2 separate regions of the Homo sapiens genome follow, and region 2 is linked to region 1. A link is an interaction called in ENCODE POLR2A ChIA-PET data of the cell type or tissue named here. Cell type or tissue: PC-3. All regions are shown on one strand. Each heading gives the region's core, and the rest is flanking DNA. Links, peaks and the distances in the headings are about the cores only. Region 1 overlaps LOC105376197 (a long non-coding RNA gene). Region 2 has its middle 39 kb from the start of CT70.

Region 1 (11,793 bases), core at 2,541-10,540:
AGACAGAGTTTCACTCTTTTGCCCAGGCTGGAGTGCAATGGCGTGATCTCAGCTCACTGCAATCTCCGCCTCCCGGGTTCAGGCAATTCTCTTGTCTCAGCCTCCCAAGTAGCTGGGACTACAGGTGGCCACTACCACGCCCAGCTAATTTTTGTATTTTTAGTAGAGACGGGGTTTCACCATACTGGCCAGGCTGGTTTCAAACTCCTGACCTCAAATGGTCCAGCCACCTTGGCCTCCCAAAGTGCTGGGATTACAGGCGTAAGCCACCACGTCCAGCTGAATTGTTCACTTTAAAGTGGTTAATTTTCTGTTATGTGACTCTTACCTCCATACTAATAATGTTAATGTTTAAAAGATGGAAGTTATACCTTTTGCAAAGCAAATCTAAATCAAAAGATTTTTTTAAGTCATAACCTCTGACAAAAACAAGAATTAACCTGTATTAAGAACCTACTCTAGGCAAGAAAGACCCTGTGCTAAAAACTTTCCAGTAAACAATAGACATAATATATAAATTATGATAGTATGCTAGAAGGTGATAGATACTATGAGGAAATAAGTAAAATAAGGTTAAAAGGATTAGAAGAGACAGAGGGGCAGGGAGCAGAATTTGAAACAGTGGTCCTGGAAAGCACCATTGAGAAGGTAACATTTAAGAAAAGATTCAGCCAGGAGCAGTGGCTCACACCTGTGATCCCAGCACTTTGGGAGGCTGAAGTGGGTGGATCACCTGAGGTCAGGAGTTTGAGACCACCTGGCCAACATGGTGAAACCCCATCTCTACTAAAAATACAAAAATTAGCCAGGCGTGGTGGCACAAGTCTGTAATCCCAGCTACTCGGGAGGCTGAGGCAGGAGAACTACCTGAACCCAGGAGGTGGAGGTTGCAATGCTGAGATCACGCCATTGCACTCCAGCCTGGGTGACAAGAGCAAGACTCTGTCTTAAAAAAAAAAAAAAAGAAAAAGAAAAGATTCAGAGGATGATACGGAGTTGGTCAAGCTGATATCAGATTTCTGGGGGAAGAAATCTGGGAGGAGGAGGAAGGGGGAGCATCCAGTGCAAAGGCCTTAAGGCAGAGACATGTCTGACATAGTCCAGGAAAAGCAAGGTCAGCATGGCTAGAATGGAGTAAACAAAGGAGAAAGTGATAGGAGAAATCAGAAAGGTAATTGAAGGGCTTTGGCTGTTACTCTGAGTAAACTGGGGAGCCACAGCAGACTTTAAGAACCATGGCCGAAGCAGAAGACTACATTGAGAATAAATTGGAAGGAGGGAATGAAAGACAATGATAGCTATGACCAGTGAAGTAACAATGGAGATGGTGGAAAACCGTCAAATGCTTAATGTATTTTGAACACAGAGTTCAGAGAATGTCTGATAGATTGGATTCGAGGTGTGAAAGAAAGAAAGAAGTTAAGGATGAGCTCAAGGTTTGGGGCTTGAACAACTGGAAAAGAGAGATGCTATTGCCGGGCACGGTGGCTCATGCCTGTAATCCCAGCACTCTGAGAGGCTGAGGTGGGCGGATAACCTGAGGTCGGGAGTTTGAGACCAGCCTGACCAACATGGAGAAACCCTGTCTCTACTAAAAATACAAAATTAGCCGGTGGCACATGCCTGTAATCCCAGCTACTCAGGAGGCTGAGGCAGGAGAATCACTTGAACCCAGGAGGCGGAGGTTGCAGTGAGCCAAGATGGCGCCACTACAGTCCAGCCTGAGTGACAAGAGGGAAACTCTGTCTCAAAAAAAAAAAAAAGAAAGAAAGAGAGATGCTATCACTGAAATGTAGATGGCTTTGAGTGAAGCAGTTTTGAAAGAGGGATAGGGAATGAGAGAAGAGGATAGCCACAAGTTGCATTTGAAATGTCTGTTAGAAAACCAAGTGGAGGTGGCTCAGAGAACTGAGGTGATTTTTGAAAGAATTGAGCTATCCAGTCCCTCCACCTCCTTGCAAAGCAATAGTATTTAATTATGATAGTATCAGTCAAACTCAATGTTTTCCTTTTTAACACTTCCATATATGTTCCTATTTATTTATTTATTTTGCATTTTAAACTTCTTTTTAATTGAGGTAAAATGGTAAGGCTTTTTCTCTGAAGATTGAGGTCTTTACCCTGCTCCACTGTCAAATTGTGACATGATTTTTTCCATACTTCACCTTGTGTCCCTTCACCTACTTTTCTTTTGAGACTGAGTCACGCTCTGTCGCCCAGGTTGGAGTGCAGTGGCATGATCTCAGCTCACTGCAACCTCCGTTCTGTGGGTTCAAGCAATTCTTCTGCCTCAGCCTCCCTAGCAACTGGGATTACAGGTGTGTGCTACCATGCCCGGCTAATTTTTGTATTTTTAGTAGAGACAGGGTTTTGCCATGTTGGCCAGGCTGGTCTAGAATTCCTAACCTCAAGTGATCCACCCACCCAGCCTCCCAAAGTGCTGGGATTATAGGAATGAGCCACCCAGCCCTCACCTACTTTTCTAAATGGGAATATAATTTACTCTTTAACTCTTCTCTTTCCTTCACACCTTGAATCCAATCTAACCAGACATTTTGGCCAATGTGTATTACTCTTTTTTTTTTTTTTAAAAAAAGATACTACTGCAATTTACTGTTATTTTTAAGGAAGCTATGACTACATATCTTCCAACAATTATGTTAAAAGAGTCCACAAATGGTGATTGCCAAGGTGTAATTTCCAAGACTTGTAGGAGATCTAGCCAAGTGAAATATGACACCTCCAAAAGGAACCTGGACTACAATCTATCTGACATATGTTATATACCTGGATTCATTTCTTAGGGCTGCTGTAACAAAGTACCAGAAATTTAGTGGCTTAAAACAGCAGAAGTGGGCCGGGCGCGGTGGCTCACACCTGTAATCCCAGCACTTTGGGAGGCCGAGGCGGGCGGATCACAAGGTCAGGAAATCGAGACCATCCTGGCTCACACAGTGAAACCCCATCTCTACTAAAAATACAAAAAATTAGTCGGGTGTGGTGGCGGGCACCTGTAGTCCCAGCTACACAGAAGGCTGAGGCAGGAGAATGACGTGAACCCGGGAGGTGGGGCTTGCAGTGAGCCAAGATCGCACCACTGCACTCCAGCCTGGATGACAGAGCGAGACTCCGTCTCAAAAATAAAACAAAAGAAAAACACAGAAGTTTATTCTCTTGCAGTTCTGGAAGATAAAAGTCCAAAATCAGCAGGGACGTGCTCTCTCTGAAGGTACTATGAGAGGATCTTTTGTTCCTCTTCCATATGTGTCTGTTTTTAAAGTTCCCTTATGTTACAAGAACACAAGTCATTTAATTTAGGACATCCTTTAATCTTGTATGGCCTCACCTTAACCTCATTACATCTGCAAATACCCCATTTCCAAATAAGGTCACATTCACAGGTATCAGGGGTTAGGACTTCAACATATCTTTTTGTGGGGACACAGTTCTCAACCCATAACAACACCAAACCTCAGTTATTCATTCATCTATTCACTGAAACTAGTACCTGTGCTTGGCACACTTGCAAATACTGGAGATACGAGCATGAACAAGATGACATAGTTCTTGCCATCAGAGAGCCTATGATCTGGTGTGGGAGGCAGACACTTGCAGTTCAATATGGTAAAAGAGAAGAACTGAGGCTGGGAGCAGTGGCTCATGCCTGTGATCCCAGCACTTTGGGAGGCCGAGGCGGACAGGTCACTTGAGGTCAGGAGTTTGAGACCAGCCTGGCCAACATGGTGAAACCCAGTCTCTACCAAAAATACAAAAATTAGCCAGGCGTGGTGGTACATGCCTGTAGTCCCAGCTACTCGGGAGGCTGAGACAGGAGAATCGCTTGAACCCAGGAGGCAGAGGCTGCAGTGAGCAGAGATTGCGCCACTGCACTCCAGCCTGAGCGACAGAGCGAGACTCTGTCTCAAAAAAAAAAAAAAAAGAGAGAGAGAGAGAACTGGCCAAGCATGATGGCTTGCACCTGTAATTCCAGCTACTTGGGAGGCTGATGCAGCAGGAAAATCACTTGAGCCCAGGAGTTCAAGATCAGCTTTGGCAACATGGCGAGACCCCCATCTCAGAAGAAGATGAAGGAGAAGGAGGGGAAGAAGCAGAAAAAGAAGGAGAAAGAGAAGGAGAGGAAGAGGAGGAGGAGGAACAACTGAATAACATGGGAATTCAGAGATACGACACTTAACTCAGCCTGGAAAGCCAGGCTGGCCTTACCACTTTCTGAAGTAAGCCATATCCAAACTAAGACCTAGATGGTGGCATAGGAGGTACAGGGAAGAAGACTCCAAGCAGAGGGATCACATTTGAAGTACAGATGTTAAAGAAATCATGCAGCCGGGTGCAGTGGCTCAGGCCTGTAATCCCAGCACTTTGGGAGGCTGAGGTGGGTGGATCGCCTGAGGTCACGAGTTCGAGACCAGCCTGGCCAACGTGGTGAAACCCCATCTGTCTCTACTAAAAATACAAAAATTAGCCAGGCGTGGTGGCACATGCCTGTAATCCCAGCTACTCAGGAGGCTGAGGCAGGAGAATCCCTTGAACCTGGGAGACGGAGTTTGCAGTGAGCCCAGGCAACAAGAGCGAAACTCTGTCTCAAAAAAAAAAAAAAAGTATAAAAATTAGCTTGGCATGGTGTAATCCTAGCTACTTGGGGGGCTGAGAATTGCTTGAGCCTGGGAGGTGGAGGTTGCAGTGAGCCGAAATCAGGCCAGTGCACTCCAGCCTGCGTGACAGCGAGACAATGTCTCAAAAAAAAAAAAAAAAAAGGTAATAATAGAGTTTTAATATTGGAGACAGAATAAATCAATAAAAATAATCCCAACCATTAATCTTTAGTTTAGCCTATTAGTTTCAAACTTTCTTCCACACCAAACCTCTTAAAGAGCACATAAGATGAAATCAAATGAAGTTTTAGCTTGGGCATAAACAAGGCACTGTGGGCATCTCACAGCCATGCAGATCAGACAGAGAGGATGAAACAAAACCTGACCCTGCATCTACACAGCTGAATCTTGGGCAGGAGGAATAAGCCCAGCTACAAAAGCAAATATCAGACTGGTAGCCTGATGGGTGAGACACAATGGCCAAAGGACACAGGAAGCCCAGGCGTGATTGAAGCAACTCTCTAATCAAATGGGTGGAGCAAATGGAGAGGAATCCAAGCATCTTGTCTGCCCTCCCCAGTCAGGCACACAGGCCAGCAGACAGGCAGGTAGGAGGTTATTTGTAGACACATTGTCCATGGGTAGTAATGGATAAGATCCAGGTTCTGTCCCAGGGAAAAGGGCTGGCAAGTGCCACATAGTATGCCAGGGCCCATTCCCAGGCTGAGTTCAGGAGCAGTGTGCAGTCCTAAAAGGGGACCGTGCCTCTGGGCGGGAGAGCTAGGGATCAGGTAGAAGCTGGATCTCTGGGTTGGGCCAACAATAGCCAGAGAGAGGACAGATATCACTCGGGGAAACATGACTGTCAGAGGATGTTACTGGACTAACAACCTCCAAGTTTCAGTGGATGACTGCGCACCAAGTCCCACCAGAGGCACTGAGGTGGTTAATCTACTTCCTGCCTGAATTTGTTCAGACTCAGAAGCTGGGGTGGGAGGGTGGCAGCTGAAAGTGAGATGCATCAGTGGACCCAAAGGGAAGCAGCTGGGCAACATAAAGGCATGGAAACTGAGGCAGGAAGTCAATAGGGTTGACTTATTCTGCTTTACTGTGCACCGTGCATGCCCACTCTCTGGTGGAGGTGCTCATGGGAAAGAAATGACTACAGTTAAATTTCCTACTTAGAGGTCTAATGGAGTGACATTAAGAAACAGCCCTTCATTCCACTAACATTTATTGAGTACCTCCTATGTTCATAGCATAGTCTCTGGCTTCAAGGGTCCTACAGTAGAACAAGCACGATGGGAGATTCACAGAAATAACTCTGTGAGAAGTCCCATCCAAGTGCTGTGGAGCACAGAGGGAAAAAGAGGAACATCTAGAAGAAAAGAAAAGTCTCCTAAACTTCTTGAGAAGGGACCATGGCTATTTTTGCCTGGATAGCCCAATTCTAATTATCACTCTATCCGAGAGTTTAATTGCCTCTGGGTGATGCCAGCTGCCTTGAACTACAGGTCTGAAGGCACAGCTGTTGCTACTTGATCTACGTCTCCCTTAACTAAGTCTCAGGTTTGTAATCTTATCACACAGGGAACCTAGGGTTCCATATGACAGGACTGAAAATCCCTAGCTCTGTCACTTACTAAATAGTCATGTCTGCCTTTTCTAACCTTCCTGAACTTCAGTTTTACTCCTTATAAAATGAGAATAAAGACAACCCAAACTTCAAAGGGCTGTTTCAAGGATTAAGTGGAAGTCATGTATATGCACGGGTTTTGTAAACTTTAAAGAGCTAGAAAAACATTTATTTTAATGGTGTCTCAACTTGAGTCTGCACTGGGCTGCAGCCATGCCTGGGTGTGTTTGATGACCTGGTCTGTGGGGCTTCTGGGTGTCACTCCGTGTGAGGATGAGGAAGTGGTTTGGCTCACATGCCAGAAAAAGACGCAAAGACGGCTGGGCAGCATGTGGGAAGCTTCAGATATCTATGCCTAACCTGGCTCTGTGGACGGAAGTCAGAACTCAGCAAAGAGGCTGGGCGTGGTGGCTCATGCCCGTAATCCCAGCACTTTGGGAGGCCAAGGGGGGTGGATCATCTGAGGTCAAGAGTTTGATACTAGCTTGGCCAACATGGCGAAACCCCGTCTCTACTAAAAATACAAAAAAAAAAAAAAATTAGCTGGGCATGGTGGCACTCGCCTGTAATCCCAGCTACTTGGGAGGCTGAGGCAGGAGAATCACTTGAACCTGAGAAGTGGAGTTTGCAGTGAGCCAAGATCGCGCCATTGCACTCCAGCCTGGGTGACAGAGTGAGACTCTGTCTCAAAAAAACACATAAAAAAATAATAACTCAGCAGAGAGAGGGGCTCCTCACTGTTTTCAAAGGGCGATGTTACCACTGCCGCTTTCAGGCCTGCTGACAAACTAAAATGCAGAAAGGGAGGTGGAGGTGAAGGCACATGCTGTCTTCCCAGCACAGGGAGAATTCCAGAGCATTTGTCACCATTTAATCACCTGAAGAGTTTCCTCACCAGGGGAACACATTCTCCATGCAGATACAGCATATAAGGCATTTGCTGCACCTTCCCCTGGAGTTGTCAGGTGACCTGGAGACATTGCCAATGTGGGGGAGAGAGGAAGTGTAACAGGAGTACTTGTGAGTGGCTGCAAAATGCTCCTGGGGACAAAGTCTCAGGGGCAAGGGTCAGCAATGACAGGCCATTGCCCCTAATATGACCCCAACAGTGACACTCACAGGTGGGTGAGGCCTGGAGAAACTCGGCCACATGACTCTTCTGTCAGGATGAGTGTTAGATGCCATGTGTGTTCCCACGCCAGTAGCTGCTATTTCCAGTTGCTTCAATTGCTTCATTTGTTCAGGGAACCTGAGAAGGAAGATGTGTTACCCAGCAAGGCTAGAAGCCGCTTCTCTTAACAAAGACCACCCAGAAGTGAGCCGAGGTATTGGAAAGTACCCAGTGTGTGCTTTTCAACAAATGCTGCTTAAAGCTGCTGCAGTGTCCAGTAAACCATTGCTCTTGGTTCTCATCTCAGAGTTTTCCAATGCTGAGGGAATGCAGACAGAAGAATGTGTAAGATTATGACACAGGAGCTGCATGGTGAGGTGTAAAGGAGGAGAGAGGAGCAACAAATTGTGCCCCAACAAGAAAACGTGAAATGTCCGGTTTGTTTTTTTATTTTTTATTTTTTGAGACAGAGTCTTGCTCTGTCTGCCCGGGGTTGGAGTGCAGTGGTGCAATCTCGGTTAACTGCAGCCTCCACCTCCCGGGTTCAAGTGATTCTCCTGCATCAGCCTCCTAAGTAGCTGTGATTACAGGCACGCGCCACCACACCCAGCTGATTTTGTATTTTTAATAGAGATGGGATTTCACCCTGTTGACCAGGCTGGCCTAGAACTCCTGACCTCAAGTGATCCGCCCACCTTGGCCTCTCAAAGTGCTGGGATTATAGGCATGAGCCATCGCTCCTGGCCAAAATGTCCCTTTTAAGTGGAGTTGGAGTTGGGGGACAGTGCAGGGAGCTGTGGGCAAAGGTGAGTCAAAGAGAACAAAATGCCCCCCCTAAAGATATGGCAGGAAGTCTGGCCAAGGGTGGGGACATTGGTTTATTTTCTCTTTCTCTGCAGCCCACCACCATTAAGGCTAGAATTCTGGATCAAGCATCTTTAGAGGAGCCTCAAATGTGCCTGCATTCACTCAACAAGGAGAGAGTAAATAATTCATCCAAGGTCTGCCAAGAGAGCTCTCTGGCACCATAATGCTTTCTGAGGTGGAAGGTTAGCTCTTGCCAGACAGGGAGGAGCCCAGCCAACAACAGGGGTCTCCTTAGCAGTTTGGAATCTCTGTACAAATGCCAGCTCACAGCCACTCTGACTTGTCCAGCAGTGCCCTGGGCCCCTGCAGTATGCCTCGGACTAGCTTCATCCAGCAAACTGCTGCCTCTGACAGTCTGATGTCCATTTTCCCAGCCTGTACTGAGTGTCAATCATGGGCCTGAGTGAAAGAGACATGACCCCTGACTGCCTTGGAAGAGCCGGCTTAGGACAGGATAGGGTGGGAGGGCAGTGGATCCACGGGTCCCAAAACGGGTGGTGAGTAGCCAACTGGTGAGCAGACAGGTGAGGGTTTGGGGAGAGAGGGGCATTTCCTAGATGTAGAGCTATTTAAGCAGAGTTTTAAATAGTTAAGTTGGAGCTCACCAGGCAGGAAAAGAAATTAAAAGGAACAGCTAGAGTTTTGTTAGAGCTTACTATGTGCAGGCATTGTGTAAAGGGCATTTCAGAGAGAGCGAACAGCTGGTGTGAATTCTTAAAAATCTGAAAGTGCATGCTATATGGATAGGCTAATTCTTGTAAAAAACTTATTTTTATAGATTTAGGGGGTGCAAGTGCAGCTTTGTTACATGAATATATTACATAATGGTGAAGACTGGACTTTTAGTGTAACCATCACCCAAATAGTGTACATTACACCCATTAGGTAATTTCTCATCTCTCACCACCCTCCCACATTTCTGAGTTTCCAATGTTAATTATTTCACTCTCTATGTCCATGTCTGTATATATATACATAATTTACATAATTTAGCTCCCACTCATAAGTGGGAACATGCGTATTTGACTTTCTGAGTTATTTCACTTAAGATAATGGCATCCAGTTCCATCCATGCTGCTATAAAAGAAAATTTCATTCTTTTTTATGACTGAGTAGTATTCCATGGTATAGATTATATACACACACACACACCCCCCACACACACACCCACCCACACACACATCTCACATTTCCTTTAATCAGAATAGGCACATTCTACGCATTTGCCTATACACAGGTGAATTACGTGTAGATAATGTTTAGTGTACCGTGGGAGTTGTAAAAGATAAAGCTACAAAGGAAAGTTAGAACTGAAAAGGCCTCACAAATTTAAATATATATATATTTATGCATAGATCTGGAAAGATATATGTCAATATGTTAGCATTGATTTTGGCGATGAAGACTCTGGAGATTCATTTTTACTCTTTCTATTCTGCATTTCATTTTATTTTTTTTATTTTTTTCACCAACAAAAAGAGAAGAGGTTGAGGAGGTGGGTGGTCTGAATACTGTTTTAGAAAGTGTGTGCTTCATGCTGCAGGCACTGGGGAGCCACTGAAAATTCTTAAGCAGAAGACCAAGGCAACTAGACACCAGCCATCAAGAGCTGCTTATGCGGGAGGCCCTCGGTGACTCACTTGCTCCTACTTCCCTGGGACTATCTTCCTCATACCACCTGCAGACCCAGAAGTCAAGCCTGTAGGATGAAACCTGTCCATCCACGAGATGGGAAGCTGCCAGTAATGATCGAAGAGGCACAGTCAATGTGAGTGCTTTTCTCTGCCCACTCAGAACTCCTCAAAACTTGACAGTGGGCACAAAACAACGTGGCTCTGCCCCAAGCACAAGGACAAGGGGGAAAAGGACAGGTGGCAAAGCATTCACAAAAGCTAACAGGAGAAAAGGCAGATTGGTTTCTTTTCCTACAACGTAGGAGCTTTTATTACTAGAAAATAAAATCCTGTCTGAGCAAATGCCAGGAAAACGATTAAGGGCTCAATTTAGATTGGGAGGCTTGGTTGGGCACTGCTAGGCAGGGAGCTAAACAATGTCAGCCCCACTCTCTATGCACATCACGTTTGGGGTGAGTGGCCCGAGCCCCAGCCAGGCCTTTCACCACCAGTTTTGTAGAATTACAGTTAAGCTTTGGCCACTTGGTTTCAGTTAAAAGGATTGTGTGGAAGGAAGGATAAAAGGCTCTTGCACGCAGACCAGCTATTGCGTCTGAGGACTAAGAAGAAATGCAGCCAGGGTGGTGCCAGACCTTGAAGAAACCCTTCTTCCCTGTGGTTCTCAGGCTCTCCAGCCTGACCCAGGAAGGGCAGGAGAGGTAGAGGAGCACGGGCTGGCTTTGAGTCAGACAGGCCCGGGTTGGAGTCCCCATTCTACTGCCTGTGGGGCCTGCAGGCAAGATTTTAACTTCTAACTTTTTTTTTTTTTTTTTTTTGAGACAGAGTTTTGCTTCTGTTGCCCAGGCTAGAGTGCAATGGCGTGATCTCAGCTCACTGCAACCTCTGCCTCCTGGGTTCAAGCAATTCTGCTGCCTCAGCCTCCCGAGTAGCTGGGACTACAGGCGTGTGCCACTGCACCCGGCTAATTTTAGTATTTTTAGTAGAGATGGGGTTTCACCACGTTGGCCAGGCTGGTCTCAAACACCTGACCTCAGTTGAGCAGCCTGCCTCGGCCTCCCAAAGTGCTGGGATTATAGGCATGAGCCACTGTGCCTGGCTGGCAAGATTTTAACTTCTCTGAGTCCAGTGTCTTCATCAATAAAGTGAGGATAATGACGCCCAGAATTATTATGGGAATAAAATAACATGAGGTATGTAAAGCACCAATAAAGTAGATACTTGGTGGTTGGTAGCTCCTTTTTATCACTTTTTTCCCTCCAAGACCTCCTAAGGGAAACAATTGTGATGCAATGGGAAAGACATGAGATTAGAGTTTGAGAAACTAAGGTTCTAGTTCAACTACTAATGAGCTGTGTGACTTTGGGCAAATTACTCAGTCTCCCTGGGCTTCACTTTCTCCCACTGAAAAATCTTAGATTAAATAATCCCTAAGGGCCCCTCTATCTCTGACTTTCAATATTAATTATAATTACTATCAGGAAACAGTTGCTGTGTGCCAGGCATGTTGATCAGCAATGCACATGTATTATCTTATCAAGTATTATTATCTTTACTTTACAAGTGAAGAAAATGAGGTCTATAGGGGCTTAAGAACTTTTCCCAGACTGTATAGCTAGTAAGGACAGGCCAGGAGGTGTTTGCTCTGACTTACATGTTTAAAGAAAAAAAACAAAAAACAAAAAAACAAAACTAATTAACCTAGCCCCAGGGTTCTAAGTCTTTGTACTAAACGGGTAATAAAATCAAACCACTCTGCAGGTTCTAGGTCAGGTTTAAATGGCTACCAATTCATGAAACTGTAACTGGGGATTCAGGCCTGAGGAATACTAATCACTTGTCGCAGAGTGAAACAGGCCCAACAGAGGAGACGCTCATATCAGAAGGTGAGAAAAAGGTGCTGCAAATGGTCATTCCTGAGACTTTCAATCAGGG
Region 2 (11,793 bases), core at 1,559-9,558, 86 kb before region 1:
CCAGCCTGGGCAACAAGAGCGAAACTCCATCTAAAAAAAAAAAAAAAAAAAAAATTCAGCCTGGGCAAGGAAGAGGAGAGATAGTAGCTTTGATAAGGAGAAACCATCCAGGCTGAGTTATAGGGGCTAGGAATTAAAACGGAGCCATCCAGGGTTTAAAAACGGGTCTCAGAGCTGAATGAAAAGATCTCTGTGGTTCCGTGGAGACTTTTAACGCCACACTCTTTCAATTTAGGAGACAGCCTTCCTGGGCATCTACAGCGGGGCCCAGTGCAACGCTGTGAGCTACAATGGGCAGCCACAGGGATGCACCAAGCAGTCTTTGTCAAAATTGACTAATGCAATCTCCTCTTTTGCTTCAGACATTGAGTCCTAACCACTATTTGTCATCACCTAAACCGTTGGTAGTTTCTCAAAATTTTTCCCTGTTTAACACATCTGAAGGAAATAATACACCTCTGTATGTAAAGTGGCCCTTATTATATCAGTGATTGGGGAGGCAGAGGATGCTGGGATTTTCAGAGGGAAAAGGCATTCCCTGGCAAAGAATGTTAGGATGCTGTGGAGAAAGAAGGGAGGATTAACATTTTTAAAAAGTCGCCTGGGTGATTCTGCTATACCTAGGTAGAAAGGCATTCCTCCCTCTGTCCCATGCTACAGGGGAGAATCAATATTGTTCCACATACAAAATTTTAACCCTATAGGTCATCCAGTGTGACACTAGCCACCTACTCATGGTAATCGCTAACAAGGCAGCCACTTGTAACACAATCTAAATCTTGGGATTGGCCAGGTGCGGTGGCTCACGTCTGTAATCCCAGCACTTCGGGAGGCCGGGGCAGGCAGATCACCTAAGGTCAGGAGTTCGAGATCAGCCTGGCCAACATGGTGAAACCCCGTCTCTACTAAAAATACAAAAATTAGCTGGGTGTGCTGACAGGTGCCTGTAATCCCAGCTACTTGGGAGGCTGAGGCAGGAGAATCACTTGAACCCGGGAGGTGGAGGTTGCAGTGAGCCGAGATCGCATCACTGAATTCCAGCCTGGGCGATAAGAGCAAAACTCCATCTCAAAAAATAGATAAATAAATCTTGAGACTTTACAAGTCCCAAATCCATATCCCATGAGGGCATTTGCAAACATAATGTTAAATTTCTTAATGTTGTGCCTACCCTCTGACCCAGTAAGTCTACTTCTGGGCATTAAATCTAAAAGAAATGGAAATAATCCATACAGAAAGAGCTTTATTGACAAAGCTCTATAAGGAATTACATATAATAATGAAATTACATATAAGAATTTTCATTAATTTACATATAATAAAAAAATGAAGTAGACTAAATTCATAGGAAGAAAGTGATACGAGCTGCTCTGTGTACATCAACTCATCTAACCTATTTAATTCTCACAACAACCCAGTGAGGTTGGTATTATTTTTATTTTATGTATTTATTGTTTTACAGTTAGGGATTCAAGGCACTGTGTAGCAAATACTGATTATAGTTTTATGCATATAAATTTTGCATAAATTATATATACATAAAACTATAATCAGTGTTTGCTATAATACAAATTTATGCAAATTTATAAATATAATTATTAATAACTTGTGTAACAGAAAAATTATTAGGTGGCAATATTAAGTGGAAAAACAAATGGATGATATAATATCAGTTATATAAAATATGCATTAAAAAGGACTTTAAAACATATTAAAATGTTATCAACAGCTATCCTTGGATGGTGAGTTACTTTCTTCTTTCTGCTTTTCTATATTCTGTAAACTGTCTATATTAAGAATGACTGATTTTTAATTTTAGTAAAAATAAAACAAATTGTTTAAGAGTTACCTTCATATACATTAAGACATTATAGTGAATATCCCTGGGTAAGTGGAATTGTGGAGTCTGTTGTTCTTTGTAGTTTCATGTTTTCCAGTGATAAATATTCATTATTTTTGAGAAAAAGGAAAAAACTAATAAAAGAAACATTTTAAAAAGAAATGTCACTTTGGACCATGTCAATTCAATAATTCATTCAAAGCATTTAGGGTTGCCTTCCCTACCCCCTTGCCACCCAACTCTTTGTAACTTAAAATAAAAGGCCATTATCCATTTTGCCTCATAGAAAGCCATTTCTTGCAGGATTGTAAACCACAAACAACGGGAAGACACACTCACTGAGCTGTGCATTTGCAAAATGCATGCAGTCAGGAGTTAGTATGAGCAATGTTTCTCTAAGAGGAACAATGCACATAACTCCCTCCTGCAGAAATGTTTTACCAGTGCCTCATAAATGTGGGCTCAATGTAACTGAGGACAAAAGAAATCTTCAGGTCCTTTGAAAGAGCATTCAGCTTTCAGAAGCCAACAGAGAGAGTTCAAAAAGTTCCAAAAATAAGAATCTTCCATAAGATATCCTCATTCCCAGCCAGTGAGGTGCAGTTTCTGTGGCAGAGGAAAGAGAGCAGATTCTGGAGTCACAGTCCTGTCATTTATCCCACCAAGAAACAGGTAGATCTTCGACTTCCATCCTTCCTCAGTAGAATCTTAGCCCAAGACCCCGTCATCTCTCACTTGGATTGTTGACATGTCCACCTTGCTTTTCTCAGCACTTCCACTCTTTCATCTTTCTAACCTTTTTCTTTACAGAAAAGCCAAAGTGATTATTTAAAAAAATAAATTAGAGCATTTTGCCTCCTGTTTGAAACCCTTGAAGACTGACCCATTCCATCACAAATAAAATGTATATTCCTCTTCATAGTTAAGAAATCTGATAGGACTAGAGCTGCCTTCTCTCCACTGTCATCCTGGGCCTCTGTGACCTCACCAGCGTTCCTGCAGCTATATTGGAGTATTTTCGGTTCCTTGGGTACATTGAGCTTCTTCCCACTTCTGAGCCTTTAAACCAGCTGTGTGCTCTACTTGGAAGAACTCTGCCTTCTCCTTTTATGGTTTCAGCTAAATTTCAGCTCCCTTGAAAGGCCTGTCTGACCACCCAATCTAAGTAGTTCTCCTCCTCCCAACCCTGCCCCCAATATTCTCTACCATTGCACCCAATCATTTCCTATACAGCACTTGTCACAACTTAAAATCGTGCATTTCTACCTTTGTTTACTTGCTTATTGTCTGCTATCCAGAGTGTAAGATTCATATCTGGTTTATTCACCACTGTATTACTTTCAGTGTGACTCCAGAATAATGCCTGGCACTTAATAGCTGTTTAAAAAAATGTTGAATGAATTAATTAATTCAACTGCTTATTTATAATGTGTCCTTGCATAGGTTTCTTGTCCTCTCTAGGATTCCGTTACTTCATCTGTGCAATGAGAATACTAATTCCCCATCTATAGATAAATGTTTATAAAAGGTCAAGCACAGTAGCAGGTACAGAGAAAGCTCTCCTGAAACTAGCTTTTGTTATGAAGGCTACTATGGGCCGGACAGGTAATAGAGAAATCCCATTTTTATCTTGTGAACTGATATATGAGCTACTGGTGTTGTAAAAAGCACATAATGGGTCCTTGACAAATGTCTGATCGATGAATCAATTACCAACTAAAAACTTTAAAATTCTAACCTATAAAAAGTTTACCACATGCACTGTTTATAACTTTTAAAATTGAATACAATTTAAATGTCCATCAATAGGAGAACAGGGAAATAAGTCTGGTATATACATACAATAGAATTATGTCTCAACGTAGATTGGGCTATAAAAATTATTAGTTTACAGCTGGGTGTGGTGGCTCACGCCTGTAATCCCAGCACTTTGGGAGGCAGTGGCGGGCAGATCACCTGAGGTCAGGAGTTCGAGACCAGCCTGACCAACATGGAGAAACTCCATCTCTACTAAAATACAACATTAGCTGGGCATGGTAGCACATGCCTGTAACCCCAGCTACTCGGGTGGCTAAGGCAGGAGAATAGCTTGAACCTGGGAGGCGGAGGTTGCAGTGAGCCGAGATAGTGCCATTGCACTCCAAACTAGGCAATGAGAGAAAAACTCCGTCTCAAAAAAAAAAAAATATTATTAGTTTGTGACATATAAAGATGAAATGACCAAAGCATAAGGAAAAGAGAAACCTTAGCAATAAACAGGTGAATTTATTAAAAAAAAAATACAATCCAGTGTGTCCAGATTGGCTGTGAACTACCTTTAAATTCACAAAGGGAGCTTGGGATAAAATTAGCATTATTTTAAGAGTCAAGATCTGGCTTTTCTCATCTTGACTGTGGCATCAAGTAACTACTAGATCTTGGGTAGGTCTCTGTCTCTCTCTGGGGCCTCATCTTCTAAAATGAAAGGCTTGGACTAGATGATTGTTAAAGTTCTGCCATTTTCTTAGAGTTTATCACTTCATCCACGATTCACAGCCCTCATTGTTAATTAACCATCATTTCCTCATTAACAATGGTGGTGGTTTATCTACATTGCTTAGTCTCATGAAATAATTAGCAATACTCTATTTGGTGGTGGAAGAACTCAACTGGGGTCTATACATGCTGCAAATAAAGTATTACTATAACATTCTGATTCTTTTTTTTTTTTTTTTTATGAGACAGAGTCTCACTCTGTCACCCAGGCTGGAGTGCAGTGGCACAATCTCGGCTTACTGCAACCTCCACCTCCCAGGTTCAAGTGATTCTCCTGCCTCAGCCTCCTGAGTAGCTGGAACTACAGGCATGCGCCACCATGCCCGACTAATTTTTGTATTTTTAGTAGAGACAAGGTTTCACCATGTTGGACAGGCTGGTCTCGAACTCCTGACCTCAAGTGATCCACCCACCTTGGCCTCCCAAAGTGCCGGGATTACAGGAGTGAGCCACTGCTCCCAGCCCATCCTGATTCTTTATAACCCAAAATTCATGTTTGCAATCTAGAGCATGACCTCAAATAACTGCATATTAGACCTCCAAATTTAAAAATCCTAAATTTTCTAGGTTGCTGTTCTGCAGAGTAGTAATTCACTAAATAATTGTCAATTCTTACCAAGGACTTTATATGACAGTCTTATCACCCAGATTATGTGGGGTTTTTTTTATTTTTTTTTTATTTTTTATTATTTTTTTTTTTTGTTGGAGATGGAGTCTCTCTCTCTCACCCAGGCTGGAGTGGTGCAGTGGAGTGATCTTGGCTCACTGCAACCTCTGCCTCCCAGGTTCAAGCGATTCTCCTGCCTCAGCCTCTTGAGTAGCTGGGACTACAGGCATGCACCACCATGCCTGGCTAATTTTTGTATTTTCAATAGAGATGGGGCTTCACCATGTTGGCCAGGCTGGTCTCAAACTCTTGACCTCAGGCAATCCATCTGCCTCTCCCTCCCAAAGTGCTGGGATTACAGGTGTGAGCCACCATGCCTGGCCCAGATTATGTCTTTAAAATAATTACTCTGGATTTTATTTATTTATTTACATATTTATTTATTTATTTTGAGACAGAGTCTCACTCTGTTGCCCAGGCTGGATGTGATGTGAGCTCCCTGCAATCTCTACCTCCTGGGTTCAAGGGATTCTTCTGCCTCAGCCTCCCGAGTAGCTGGAATTACAGGCACCCGCTGCCACACCTGACTAATTTTAGTATTTTTAGTAGTGACAGGGTTTCACAATGTGTCCAGTCTGGTCTTGAACTCCTGACATCAAGTGATCCACCTGCCTCAGCCTTTCAAAGTGATAGGATTACAGGCGTGAGCCACCGCACCTGGCTAAATAATTACTCTGGAAGCTGGGTGTTTCCAGAATAGGAGCAGAAAGGAACTACACCAGAAAATTGCAGTAATCCAAGCCAAAAAAAAAAGTCTGAACTGAGGCATTGGCAGTAGGAATGGAGAGGGAAAATTTTGTTTGAGAATCATTTAAGAGACACACAAAATGAGAACATAAAAGATTTGTATGTGAGTGCATCACCGTTGCCTGTTTGCTGCTTTTGCTAAACTGAGCTGCTAATATTTAGAGCCATGTCTTAATCATCCTTGTCTCTCCTGTTACGGCACATTTTCTAGCAGTGATATTAATACATAGTAATGCTAAGTAAATGTTTACTGAATGAATGGTGCAGAATGAAGGGTGGGAATTGTTGAGGATGGCAGTAGACTTTTTTAGCTTGGATACTTGGATGATTGATTGGACTGAGAGTGAAACATGTAAGGACGATAACTTTGGGGTGGAGGGAAAGGACTTGCATATGGGTTGGGACATGTTGACTTTTTTTTTTTGAGACTGAGTCTTGCTGTATCACCCAGGCTGGAGTGCAATGGCGTGATCTTGGCTCACTGCAACCTCCACCTCCTAGGTTCAAGCGATTCTCATGCCTCGGCCTCCCAACTAGCTAGGATTACAGGTGCCCGCCACCTGCATTTTTTATTTTTAATAGAGATGGGGTTTCACCATGTTGGCTAGGCTGGTCTCGAACTCTTAACCTCAAATGATCTGCCTGCCTCAGCCTCCCAAAGTGCTGGGATTACAGGTGTGAGCCATCACGCCCAGCTGGATATGTTGAATTTGAGGTACCAGTGGTACAACCCAGTAGCGGTTGATATCCAGGGCCGGAGCTCTAGAGAAAATGATGGGCTAGAAAAATAGGTTTGGGAATGGTAGAAGAGGGAAATGCTCAGTGAAATGGGGCAGAGAAATCAGGTCTTCCATGCATAGATAGAAATTTGAGCCTCTCTTCATAGATGTTCCAAGCCCTCCTCTTTTTTTAATGCTTACTTGTGCTATTCCCTCTCCCCTCATCTGAGTACCAGCTTAACTCTTCTTGGAGGCCAGCAGACTCCAATTCCCCATGTGAATCTCAGAGCAAGCACCCAATTGATTCTACAAAGCCTCTATAACTTCCTCTTCTGGCTCATGATCCAGTCATTATTAAGTCTAGATACTATGGAAGACTTACATCCATCCCTTTCACCATTCCTGTTCATTCTTTTTTTTTTTGAGATGGAGTCTCGCTCTGTCACCCAGGCTGGAGTACAGTCTTGGCTCACTGCAACCTCTGCCTCCCAAGTTTAAGTGATTCTCCTGCCCCAGCCTCCTGAGTAGCTGGGACTACAGACCTGCACTACCACACCTGGCTAACTTTTTTGTTTTTGTTTGTTTTTTGTTTTTGAGATGGAGTCTCACTATATCACCCAGGCTGGAGTGCAGTGGCACGATCTCGGCTCACTGCAACCTCCACCTCCCAGGTTCAAGCAATTCTCCTGCCTCAGCCTCCTGAGTAGCTGGGACTACAGGCACACACCACCACGCCCAGCTAATTTTTGTGTTTTTAGTAGAGACAGGGTTTCACGATGTTGGCCAGGATGGTCTTGATCTCCTGACTTCGTGATCTGCCCACCTCGGCCTCCCAACGTGCTGGGATTATGGGCATCAGCCACCACGCCTGGCCATTTTTTTGTATTTTTTAGTAGAGATGGGGGTTTCACCATGTTGGTCAGGCTTGTCTTGAACTCCTAACCTCAAATGATCTTCCTGCCTCGGCCTCCCAAAGTGCTAGGATTACAGTCATGAGCCACCGCACCTGGTCTCCTGTTCGTTCTTAACACTCCCACAGTTTTCCAACTGATTAAGGATCTCACAAGAAATGATATAAGAAAGAGAAATGGCCGGGCTTGGTGGCTTAAGCCACTGTGAGTGTTGGGAGGCTGAAGCGGTCAGATCACATGAGACCAGGAGTTCAAGATTAGCCTGGCCAACACGCTGAAACCCTGTCTCTACTAAAAATACAAAAATTAGCCCACCGTGGTGATGCATGTCTGTAATCCCAGCTACTCAGGAGGCTGAGGCACAAGAATCACTTGAACCCAGGAGGCGGAGGTTGCTGTGAGCTGAGATCATGCCACTGCACTCCAGCCTGGGCCACAGGGCTAGACTCTGTCTGAAAAAAAAAGCAAAAAAAAAAAAAAAAAAAACAACAAAACAGAAAGAGAACTGGAAAGTTCTGTTTTGCAACAGTAAAAATTATAACCAGTCCAGAAACACAAAATATATGTTCTAAATTTCTTATACAGAGGTAGGGAAACTGATGTTTAATCACAACATTAGATCAATGATGACCTACTACTTTGCTCTTCCAGATAAATTTAAAAAATTAGCCTCTAACTTCAAGTATTCTCAGAGATCAAAACTTTGATATAAAAAGATGATTTAACCTTGTCAATTATAGGTTACCATGTGAATCTCTAGCTTGTAAAAACAGCAGGACCTTACATTTATCAGAGGCCATTTTATTTCAGCAAAAATCAAATTGCTTTAATGAATTTATTTCACTGCACCCCAAACCATTTCTTGATGGCAAAAATAAGGCTTAGGTAGTAATCTTTAATTTTGTTGAGCCAACCTAGACACAGTTGTCAAAGAGTGGTCTAAGGCTGCATAAGACAGCACAGAATTAATATCTCAAAACTTAAATCAGAAGTTGAACATGTGCTTCAGTCCTTTGCCTCTTAGACCAGGCTGCCTTTCAGTTTTCCAGTGTTTCCTAAGCTCTAACAAGAGTTTTTTAACTAGGAGAAGGAAAAAAGACGTTTTAAGAATCTTAAGGAAATATATGGCATCTAAACCATCTATGATGAGGAAACGAAGGCCTCTCTAGGCCTTGCCCAATGTCATAGATATTGAGAAACAGAGCTAGGTATTATAAGTCCAGAACTTTTCATTCATTTTTCAAAATTTGTGGCTCTTACTATTTTTATAAAAAATAATGCTTAACAGTTATTGAGTATGTATTAAACTGCCACTGTTATAAGCATTTATTTGCATTAATTTATTTAATCCTATGATTATGTTCATTTTACTGACAAAAATACTGAGTATTAGAGAGAGTACATTTGCTTAAAGCTATGTAGAAAGTTAAGCAAAGGAGCCAAATTTTGAATCCATGTCTGCATGATTAAATCTAAATTCTTTGCAACTATGCAATGCTGCCACAATGCCACAGAATTTAAGAATTTTAATGAATTTCATTGATCATTCTTCTCAGGCTCCTCCACACCTCTGATACATAATGATCTACCTTTTGTTTGAATACCTAGTGATAAAAAGTTTACTATCTAAGAAGGCAGCTCTTTAATTTCAGGGCAGCCAAAACTTGCTTCCCTGAGCCTTCTACCCAATGGAGCAAGTTCTGGATAATAATGGAGCAGTGTCCCCAAAGGACTTCAGGAAAAACAGGAAAAAAAGAAATGGCAACTCCAAGTAAAGCCAGTTCAATTTATGTGGTCAATAGGCAAATTAGAAAGATACAACCTTTCTAGTTTTATATCTCTCTGATCTCATAGAGATATTAATCTAGCAACAATTCAAAGAAGATACTCCCATGTGTAAGGATAACTCTGAAGTCCTCAGGACCAGGAAGTAAATAGATGGCTCCCGTGCCATGAACAATTTGTAAACCCTGAATGAATACCTGTGGACATGTGGAAACTTTCTCAGTTGCAAGTCTCTGTAACAGCTTTAAGGCCACTTCCTGAGAAGAATCTGTCACTAAGTCTTCAAAAGCTCCAAAATTCACCAATTGGGAGTGGGTATTTTTTGAAAGACATTTGGCTTATATTTAAAAATTAACTGAAACCTGCTGATGGGAGTAGGAAGACTCTGAAGGCTCATAATTACGAGATCCAAACTAAAAAAAAAAAATCTACATTTTATCCTCCTCTTTTGTCTGGGGCTTCCTTTAGAGCCATTAATATGCCCATGATGGGGCTTAGAACAATGCTCAGATTGTGTGTAAATGTGTAATAGCACACAACAGACCTGATAACACTGGAATTGGGAATTAATTTTACTCTTTTTCCAGTTGGGTTTTGAGGACCTTTGAAGGGTTTTGTCGATAACAGAATAATTCCCAGTATGTAAAAGCTAAGTGGGTTGCTTAATAGTTACACAGTTTCTTTTGGGGAATAATGGGAAAGTTTTGGAAATACTGGCGATGGTTGCACAACATCGTGAAGTAATTAATGCCACAAAATTATACACTGAAAAATAGTTAAAATGATAAATTGTATATTATATATATCATTATATATATATATAGCCACAGCTAAAAAAGTAATGTATCAAAAACTATTGAACTGTACACCATAAATGGGTAAATTAAATGGTATATGAATTATATAGCTCAATAAAGCTGCTTAAAAAAAAAACCCTAAATGAAACCTTAGAAATTATTCAGTCATTAAACTTCATGTTATAGTTGAGGAAATAGAGGCCCAGAGTAGGGAAGGAACTCCATGGAGGCTGCAGATATTTTTCATGTTAAAAAATACTTCATTTTGGGCCAGGCGCGGTGGCTCCTGCCTGTAATCCCAGGACTTTGGGAGGCTGAGGAGGGCAGATCACCTGAAGTCGGGAGTTCGAGACCAGCCTGATCAACATGGAGAAACCCTGTTTCTACTAAAAATACAAAATTAGCCAGGTGTGGTGGCACATGCCTGTAATCCCAGCTACTCAGGAGGCTGAGGCAGGAGAATCGCTTGAACCCAGGAGGCCAAGGTTGAGGTGAGCCGAGATCATGCCATTGTACTCCAGCCTGGGCAACAAGAGTGAAACTCTGTCTCAAAACAAATGAACAAACAAAAAACAAAAAAGAAAACACTTAATTTTAATATTATGTATATATACTTTGCCACAATAAGGAAAAGTATTTTATTTATATTTTGCCATACTTATATGCATCTTAATAAATCTTTTTTTTTTTTTTTTTTTTTTTTGAGACAGAGTCTTGCTTTGTCACCCTGGCTGGAGTGCAATGCCATGATCTTGGCTCACTGCAACCTCTGCCTCCCAGGTTTAAATGATTCTTGTGCCTCAGCCTCTCAAGTAGCTGGGATTACAGGCATGTGCCACCACATCCAGCTAACTTTTGTATTTAGTAGAGATGTGGTTTTGCCATGTTAGTTGGGCTGGTCTCAAACCCCTGGCCCCAAACAATCAACCCACCTCGGCCTCCCAAGATACTGGGATTATAGGCGTGAGCCACTGCTCCCAGCCTTAATAAATCTTAATAAATAAAATTGTAAAATATGATTAACTTATTAAGATTTTCTTGATGTGCAGAAAGATATCTTAAATAAAACATAGCTGACTAGCTTCTCTTTAATAATGTGCTGTGAGACAATTTGAACTCCAAGACCAAGAAGAGAAATCACAGTTCCCTAGGAAGAGAGGAAAACATGCTGACTTACACTCTCTTTTTGGGGCCTTCACAAAAGAACTCTTAGGTCTTTTGTCTTCAGTCCTTTGCCAGATGAGTGTTACAAGATGCCAAATGTTATTGACCAAAAGGCCAATCACACCCCATGAACAACTTACACATCAATTTTCAGCCAGAAACTAAAGAGTTTGCGGACCAAGTGAAGAGTTGAAAAAACTTCCTCACTAATTCAAGAAAAGAAAAAAAAAAGAAAGAAAGAAAGAAAAAGAAATGTTTATATGGAAAAACTAGATGGAAAGTTTTACTAAAATTCCTGAGTTGTTTGACTAGCTCCCAAATACTTAACAGTAATGTCCCACTATATTTAAATGTAGAGGTCAATTGACAGATGCCTCATTATTATTAAAAATTATCAAAGTGCCAATGTTTGAAAATCATTCATTTTTTTTTAAAAAAAGTAAATAATTTCTGGCCGGGCACTGTGGCTTACATCTGTAATCCTAGGACTTTGGGAGGCTGAGGTGGGCAGATCACCTGAGGTCAGGAGTTAAGGAACAGCCTGGCCAACATGGTGAAACCCCATCTCTACTAAAAATACAAAAATTAGCCGGGAGTGGTGGTGGGTGCCTGTAATCCCAGCTACCCA

The links. ChIA-PET counts read pairs that join two places held together with the same protein. Peaks named below come from ENCODE experiments on the same cell type or tissue, not always from the same donor. Only the 100,000 strongest peaks of a DNase experiment are listed, where the experiment ranks them.
Region 2: POLR2A ChIA-PET joins it to region 1 with 17 read pairs; 2 of 35 experiments call an interaction of 5 or more read pairs at or near these places.

Annotation. Positions count from the first base shown.
Region 1 is chr9:105,108,961-105,120,753 of GRCh38, forward strand. LOC105376197 (a long non-coding RNA gene) reads left to right here. Exons shown (of 4, transcript XR_930205.3): 2 at 9,771-9,995. Among named protein-coding and RNA genes, the nearest start is that of CT70, 120 kb to the left of the region's middle. RefSeq lists an enhancer at 3,814-4,314. In PC-3, for the core only: no CTCF peak of the experiment used is centred there; a DNase peak (open chromatin) is centred at 6,551.
Region 2 is chr9:105,024,442-105,036,234 of GRCh38, forward strand. No RefSeq gene overlaps it. Among named protein-coding and RNA genes, the nearest start is that of CT70, 39 kb to the left of the region's middle. In PC-3, for the core only: no CTCF peak of the experiment used is centred there; no DNase peak of the experiment used is centred there.